Linked DNA regions of Homo sapiens: region 1 is linked to region 2. A link is a contact called in ENCODE Hi-C or POLR2A ChIA-PET data. All regions are on one chromosome and are shown on one strand. The core of a region is the stretch at or near the end of the contact, and the rest is flanking DNA. Distances in the headings are between cores, read along the strand shown.

Region 1 (3,412 bases), core at 815-3,314, 110 kb after region 2:
ATCGCATCCAGGAGAAGGTGGACTCTATTGATGACAGGTACAGTTTTCTGAGGTTCTTAAGGGAGCCTTGCACCTTGGGGCTCTCAAACTTCTGAATCATTGGCCAGAAGCCCTTGGGAGTTTAGGTATAAATTTCCCAGTGGGCAGAATATGGGTGCCCAGCAGAAGTTCATCTACCCATACAGAAAATTAGTGAGCTGTGCATGACTGCCTGAGAATGTGGGTCTGGTGAGACATGTACAAGTGTCCACAAAAGGAAAGAAAGCCTGAGAAGCCAAGCTAATTCTTAACCGAGGACCTGTAAGAGCCGTAGTGCTGCATCGCGATCAGGTGTAAGCCATGCCCTTTGAGGATTAACACACGCTTGTGTCACCTGATAGGACCCCTGGCGCCAGGTATTCCCAGCCAAGCCCGTGTTCCCCTTCATCCATGAGAAAGAAGCCTGTCAGGAGAGTGGGAAGGGAGGGTGAAGCTTGCTTGTTCTGAGTACCTGGCAAAGCTACAAAGGAACATTACCTGGACTTTTTTAGAAAATTGGCTTGGATAGTGCTGTAATAGGATCTTTTTCATGATGGAGAGGTAAATAAGAGCAAAGGTTATTTTCCTCTTCTGCCAGGGCATCTCCAGGATTGGATACACTTTCTTCATTTCTTGTTTAAAATTATTTTTTTATTTACGTGTGTGTGTGTGTGTGCGTGTGTGTGTCTGTCTGTCTGTCTGAAAGATTTCCTCCCCGGCTGGAGGCCAGTGGACTCTGTTTGACCCTAACTCTTTGACTCACTCCTTACTCTTGCCTTGCCCCGGTTACTTAAGTTGGAGGTTGGGGCAGATCAGGGGTTGGATGCACTAGCACAGGCCAGTCTGGGCCAGCCACTGGATCAATCACTAGCCCCTGTTCCAGTTTGGGTTGAATTTAAGGGCTTGCTGTGAGACTGATGTAATCAAAAAACAAGCCCTTCCTTTCTGCCTCTCTTCTGGCCTTCAAGTGTGTTGGAAAGGAAAAATATTCCTTTGCTTACCACATCTGAGAGGGTTTCCTGGGACCCCTGGTCAGGTTGACTTAAAATAAGATGGGTGGAGAGGGGATTACTCTGTTTCCAATAAAGATTGAGCTCCTGTCTTTACCACTTCCAATCTTTTTTTCTGAGCTGATTCCCAGGCTGAACTATATGTTCTAGGGTGGTATTGTGGAATAGAGAATAACTTATGTTAATTATAATTTTGTATCTGTTGCTTTTAAAACAGCTGCAAAAAAGAAAAATAAATCCACCAAACCCTCCTTAAATGAGCATGAGAAACAGCAATTGGGCAAAGCATTCATAACCTAGGGAAAAAGAATTTCCTTTTTTTGTAATATTAACTCTGAGTATTTTGTAAATAAGATATCCTATGTACTTCCATGTTAGATGCACACAGCTGGTTTCCTGCAGGCGGGCTTGGCTGTTAGGGATGTGTGCATTCAGGCAGGCATGCAGCTGCCTTGCTGCTTCCTCGGTTTCTTTTTATGTCCCCAGTGCTGCAACTGCACAAAGCTGTTGGAAGCAGATGATGCTGTCTAGACTCCTGGATATGATAAAACGTTTCAGCAGCAGCAGCCCTCAGTTGTGGCTTAACCTTCATTTTGCCCTTGACCAAGAGCCTGGGCTACTGGTGTTCCAGAGCTTCCTTAGGATTCCTCAGTTTTAAAAATGAAACGTAAAGATAACCCTGTACTATCAATAAGCATAATAAAGATGGAAGGAGGGAGCTTTCCGATGACCTGCCATCAGGAGAACTACATTTTCTTATTTTTCTCCATTGATGTTAACTGAATTCTGATTTCACTTTAATATCCCCAGAGGCCCACAGAATTGAAACTGACCCTAGAGGGTACTTGTCAGTTATGAAAACACACACATCTGTGAGTTCCAGGTGCTGTAGGAGCACAAACTAAGTAAACATCTAAACCTTCAGATATAATCCCCGCTCCTCGAAACATCCTGACACTGTGGTGAAGCGATTCTCCTAGAATGTAAAGTCATTATAATGTGCTTACGTTCAGGAAGTTTCCTGAGTTGTTGAAAGAGTACCAGAACAAAGACACTGACTCTAACAGATGTGGGTGGGGCATGAGTGGCCTTCAAAGTGCCTGTGAGTGGGAAGAGACTGTCCTCAGCCTGCCCCAGGGGATGTGAACAGGGAGGGAGGGAGCTCCTGACCAAGAGGGAAATTCCAGCCACAGCACAGTTCATGGGGAGCAAGGAACAGTATCCAGCTTCATAAAGCAAGACCCTGTCTCACACCGGAAAACAGGCTCAGAAGTTACCCAGCTGTTTCACTCAGGCACCTGGGGTTCTTGACTATTCACAGAAACCAGAACACCCGCATCTGCTTCATGTGATGAGGGAGCTTTTTTGAGTCTTATTACAGGGAGAGAAAGTGAGAGATGGAAAAGCACTCTTTAAGACTGTGGAAACTACTCCCTAGTTTTAAAAGGTCCTTCTCAGGCCCTTCCCTGTAATTGAATCCGTGATCCAACATGGAGAGAATTTCCTGAGTTTCACTTCCCACGAATGATGTCCGTTGCACTAGTAAACCATTAAGCCACACTCACTTCTTTTAAGCGTCTTCTGAGTCAGCGGCAGTCCCAGATGCCTGTGTGGCTGTGTTTCACACCACACGAAGGCCGTTGTCACACCTGCGCATAGATCGGTGTCATTTGGACATGTGACTCTAAATCCTTGCCTCTTTCTTCCCATCTTGATGGTCCCACTATAGGAGAAAGGCTGCCTGGGCCGGTAACTGCCGGGCATGCATGAGAGTTGATTATATAAGAAATACATTCAGGATTCTGTATGGTCATATTTCTCCCTTAATGAATCTTTCCAGTGTTTGAAGTTACTTTCATTTCTGTTATTTCCGTGAGAGGCGAGGATGTGTGTCCTGTTGTTAATTTCCAGTATCTGGGATTCTTCCCTGCCACTGTAGGACTTCAATGAGATGCCATGCCAAAGGGAATGGAATCCTTTATCCCTTTGACTACTGGCAGGACTCCTGCATTTGTCACTAAACTCCAACTCATATTATCTCCTTTCTAAAGATTTGCGTTCTTGAACTCCCCTAGAAATAGAACTGGAATTTGAGGGAAGGGAATTTCCTTTTGACATTCCTAACCCATCCACATTCTTAGATGACTAATTCTTTTTAGCCCAAATTCACTAACAATCTTTTATTTTTTTAAATTTAATTTTGGTTTCTGATGATAGATGGCAATGGCATAAAATGTCTCTGGCCTTTATTATTTTTTGTTGTTGTAAAAGCAGTAAATGTCTGACATTTTCAAGGGGAAAACTACTGCCCTTAATCCCATCTGTAGCATATGCCATTTAAGTGTTTGCTTTCTAACCCATGCCTTGGAGTTTTATATCATTTA
Region 2 (3,453 bases), core at 873-3,372:
TTTTTAAGGAATACCATTAAGAAAGAACATTAGGAAAAAAGGTGCTTTAGTTCTCTGAGTGACTTCTTTTAAGCTTAAGACAAGAATTATCACTTACTTACTAAGTAATCTGTGGGCTGGGCAAGGTAGGCTCGCACCTGTAATCCCAGGACTTTGTGAGGCCAAAGCAAGCAGATTACCCGAGTTCAGGAGTTTGAGACTAGCCTGGCCAACATGGTGAAACCCCATTTCTACTAAAAATACAAAAATTAGTCAGGCATGATAGTGCACACCTGTAATTCCAGCTACTCAGGAGGGTGAGGCAGGAGAATTGCTTGAACCTGGGAGGTGGAGGTTGTAGTGAGCTGAGATCATGCCACTGCACTCCAGCCTGGGTGACAGAGCGAGACTCTGTCTCAAAAAGAAAGAAAGAAAGAGAGAGAGAAAGAGAGAGAGAGAGAGAGAGGAGAGAGAGAGAGAGAGAGAGAAAGAAAGAAAGGAAAGAAAGAAAGAAAGAAAGAAATCTGTGGAAAGCAGTTGTTGGTTCAGTGATAGAAAGAGAGATTCGCAGGTGGGGGCAGGGCAGGGGCCAGGCTGGGCTTCTGCAGGAGTCAGGTGCGGTGGATGTTGCAGCGCAGGTATAGCAGCCCTGGGGGTTTCTTCTCATTGGTCAGCAGGTGGCACCAAATAGCTAAAACTTATCTGGGGAGAGGCATGCCTTGCTTGGGTTTTACCTTGGGTTGGGTTGGATTAAATTTTACTTTCTGTACTTTCAGAATTTGGGATTAATAGCACTTTCACATTTTCTCCCTAGAGATAGAATCCTCCAAGTTTGAATTTTATAAAAGTCTCTGATATTGATAATAGTCATGAAAGTTAACTATATTCAAGATCAGATGATTGCATGACATTATTAATTTTCATTTTTTGGAAGGGTTTATGACTTTGAATGTTAAATGCCACTGTAAGATCATTCAATGGAATATACTTACTCGATTAGATTTCTGAAGTTTTTGTGTTTTTATGAAATCCCATAAATAAATTGCTAACGTAGGTGTGAAAATTAATACACCCGTGAATGTACTTAATTGAGATTGAGTATGTCTCTCTGATGAGAATCCAGGATTTTACTTCCATTCAGGATTTTTCTATTAGAGCAGAGATGGGTGACAGTTTGAGTCACAGATGTTGTGGCTCAGTGGTAAAGTGGATTCAGTGCTTCTTCCTCAGGAACATGTGGGGTGTGTTGGCTGTGTTCTTGGATAGCATGTGAGAAAACAGCCATGACAAAAGAGCAGGCAGTTGTGTGCTGGTACCACCCAAGAGCCTACTGTTTATTTAAGGTGCAGTTAATTTGTTTCAGCTTATTTACTATGGAAACTTGGTTGCATGTGGCATGTGTGGTTATGTGCTGGAACTTTTAAAAAGCTGCATTTCAAGCACGATAAATGTTTCTTTTCTACATATATGGGTTTGTTTATTTTTTGTGTGGTGGCATATGTGAGGGGGAAGAATCATCTCTTGAATGATCCTTCTGTGTTGCTGAGTGGTGTCTGGTTTGGTTAGCACGCAGGCTGTGGTGAGGAGGCCTGCTGACTCTGGCCTAGGTGCACATCTTGGTGCACACTGAACAAGGCTTTCACTAAGTGAGCATCCAGCTACAAAAACCTGACAATAAATTTTTGAGTTTTAAGATGTTGATAACAGCCGGGCATGGTGGCTCACGCCTGTAATCCCAGCACTTTGGGAGGCCAAGGTGGGCAGATCACAAGGTCTAGGAGTTCGAGACCAGCCTGGCCAATATAGTGAAACCCCGTCTCTACCAAAAATACAGAAATTAGCTGGGCATGGTGGCTCGCGCCTGTAGTCCCAGCTACTCGGGAGGCTGAGGCAGAAGAATTGCTTGAACCCAGGAGGCGGAGGCTGCAGTGAGCCGAGATGGTGCCACTGCACTCCAGCCTGGGTGACAGAGCGAAACTCCATCTCAAAAAAAAAAATGTTGATAATTTATTTTTTTTCTTGGGATAGCTTCATACCACTTTAAAAGGGGTGTTGTCTTTTCACTCCTTTCTTCCTACATTTGCAGATTAACAACTTACTTAGATAGCTTCATATGCCTGACTGAGCCTGTTTCCCCCCAGTGAAATTTAAAATATGCGGGAATTTAACCACATTTAACCACACCCATAGGCATCAGGCATAGCACTAGCTCAGTTTCTCAATGTCTCGGGTCTAGTCAGTCCTTCACCAGGCCCTGTCAGTTCTCCCTCCAAAGCACATCCACCTCTAAGCACATCCACCTCTTAACCATCCCCGCTTCTCCACCCAGAGCTGCACCGCCATCATTTCTGGAGTAGCCTCCCAAGTGGCCCCTGCTTCCATTATTGCCGCCTAGAATCTGTTTTCCACACAGCCCTGGGAAGAATATTTTACAAATACACTCAAGGGTGGTGTCGGTTATTAGCTTAAAATCCTGCAGTTGCTTCCCGCCACACTTGGGCTCGCCCACCTCCCTCCCTAACCTTGTCTCCGAGTCTCTCCCGCTGCCCACTAGACTCAGCCACATTGAACTTGCCGTTCCTCCTGCATGCTATGCTGCTTCCTTTGCCTGAAACACTATTATTCTTGATCTGTGCGTGACTCATTCCTCTTGACATTGAGTTCTCAGTTTCAGGACCCACTCGAGAGGCCTTCCCTGATCACCAGATCTAAAAATAGTCACATGACTCTGCTGTCATTTTTTTTTATTTAAACTATCTTGCCTTTTCTTGTGTGCTTTTTGTCCAGCTCCTACCACTAGGATATAAGCTTCCCTAGAGCCAGGTCCTTATTGCGTTCATTTTTATCCCTAGCATCTGGTCCAGCACAGAGTACGTAGTAAGTCTTCATTGTATTTTGGTTCAATGAGTGAATAATAGCTATATTGAAGGGAGAAGCTGTGTTTAAAGCTTATCAGTTCAGGATAAAGAATAGCAAGCGTGTATTGAGCATCTACCATGCACTGGTACTGTCCTTGGTTGCCATACACTTACATCTTAATTTTTTTTTTTTATTGGAGTTTTGCTCCTGTTGCCCAGGTTAGAGTGCAATGGTATGATGTCGGCTCAACCAAAACCTCCGGCTCCTCGGTTCAAGCAATTTTCCAGCCTTGGCCTCCCAAGTAGCTGGGATTATAGGCATGCGCCACCACGCCCAGCTAATTTTTTATTTTTAGTAGTGATGGGTTGGTCAGGCTGAACTGGAACTCCCGACCTCAGGTGATCCGCCCGCCTCAGCCTCCCAAAGTGCTGGGATTAGAGGCGTGAGTCACTGTGCCTGGCCTTACATCTTAATCTTAAGCATCAGTTTTCTAATATGTAAGTGAGATGTTTAGATAAAATGATCTGCTAGTTCTCTTATATAACATTTTATGAATTTCCAGGAGAAGCTTAAAGATTATAATTTATGGTGATACACAATGGGAATAAATGAGTT

Evidence for each region. Hi-C counts contacts between places; a loop is a spot of excess contacts on that map. ChIA-PET counts read pairs that join two places held with the same protein, here RNA polymerase II (POLR2A). Pooled maps may share reads with other maps.
Region 1: a loop to region 2 is called in a map of endothelial cell of umbilical vein, with 6 times the contacts of the local background. The contact joins two enhancer-like sites. A Hi-C loop is called at or near these places in 46 of 168 maps with a recorded cell type or tissue (B cell, CD4-positive, alpha-beta T cell, CD4-positive, alpha-beta memory T cell and 29 more), 37 of 37 single-sample maps with no recorded cell type and 30 of 50 pooled maps. POLR2A ChIA-PET finds 5 or more read pairs at or near these places in 6 of 52 experiments (GM12878, HepG2, Panc1 and 3 more).

The regions. Positions count from the first base shown.
Region 1 is chr2:54,632,732-54,636,143 of GRCh38, forward strand. It overlaps SPTBN1 (spectrin beta, non-erythrocytic 1), which reads left to right. Exons shown (of 36, transcript NM_003128.3): 17 at 1-37. Among named protein-coding and RNA genes, the nearest start is that of SPTBN1-AS2, 46 kb to the right of the region's middle. RefSeq lists enhancers at 2,046-2,225, 2,466-2,525. Within about 2 kb of position 2,065, at least 24 of the 41 ENCODE cell types and tissues checked have a DNase peak (open chromatin) inside an H3K27ac peak, as active enhancers do; they include ascending aorta, endothelial cell of umbilical vein, heart right ventricle and 2 more, where a contact is called at or near this core.
Region 2 is chr2:54,522,234-54,525,686 of GRCh38, forward strand. The region is part of intron 1 of SPTBN1 (spectrin beta, non-erythrocytic 1); the gene reads left to right. All of the region lies in intron 3 of SPTBN1-AS1 (SPTBN1 antisense RNA 1), which reads right to left. Among named protein-coding and RNA genes, the nearest start is that of SPTBN1-AS1, 35 kb to the right of the region's middle. RefSeq lists an enhancer at 2,487-2,656. Within about 2 kb of position 2,123, at least 7 of the 41 ENCODE cell types and tissues checked have a DNase peak (open chromatin) inside an H3K27ac peak, as active enhancers do; they include ascending aorta, endothelial cell of umbilical vein, heart right ventricle and 2 more, where a contact is called at or near this core.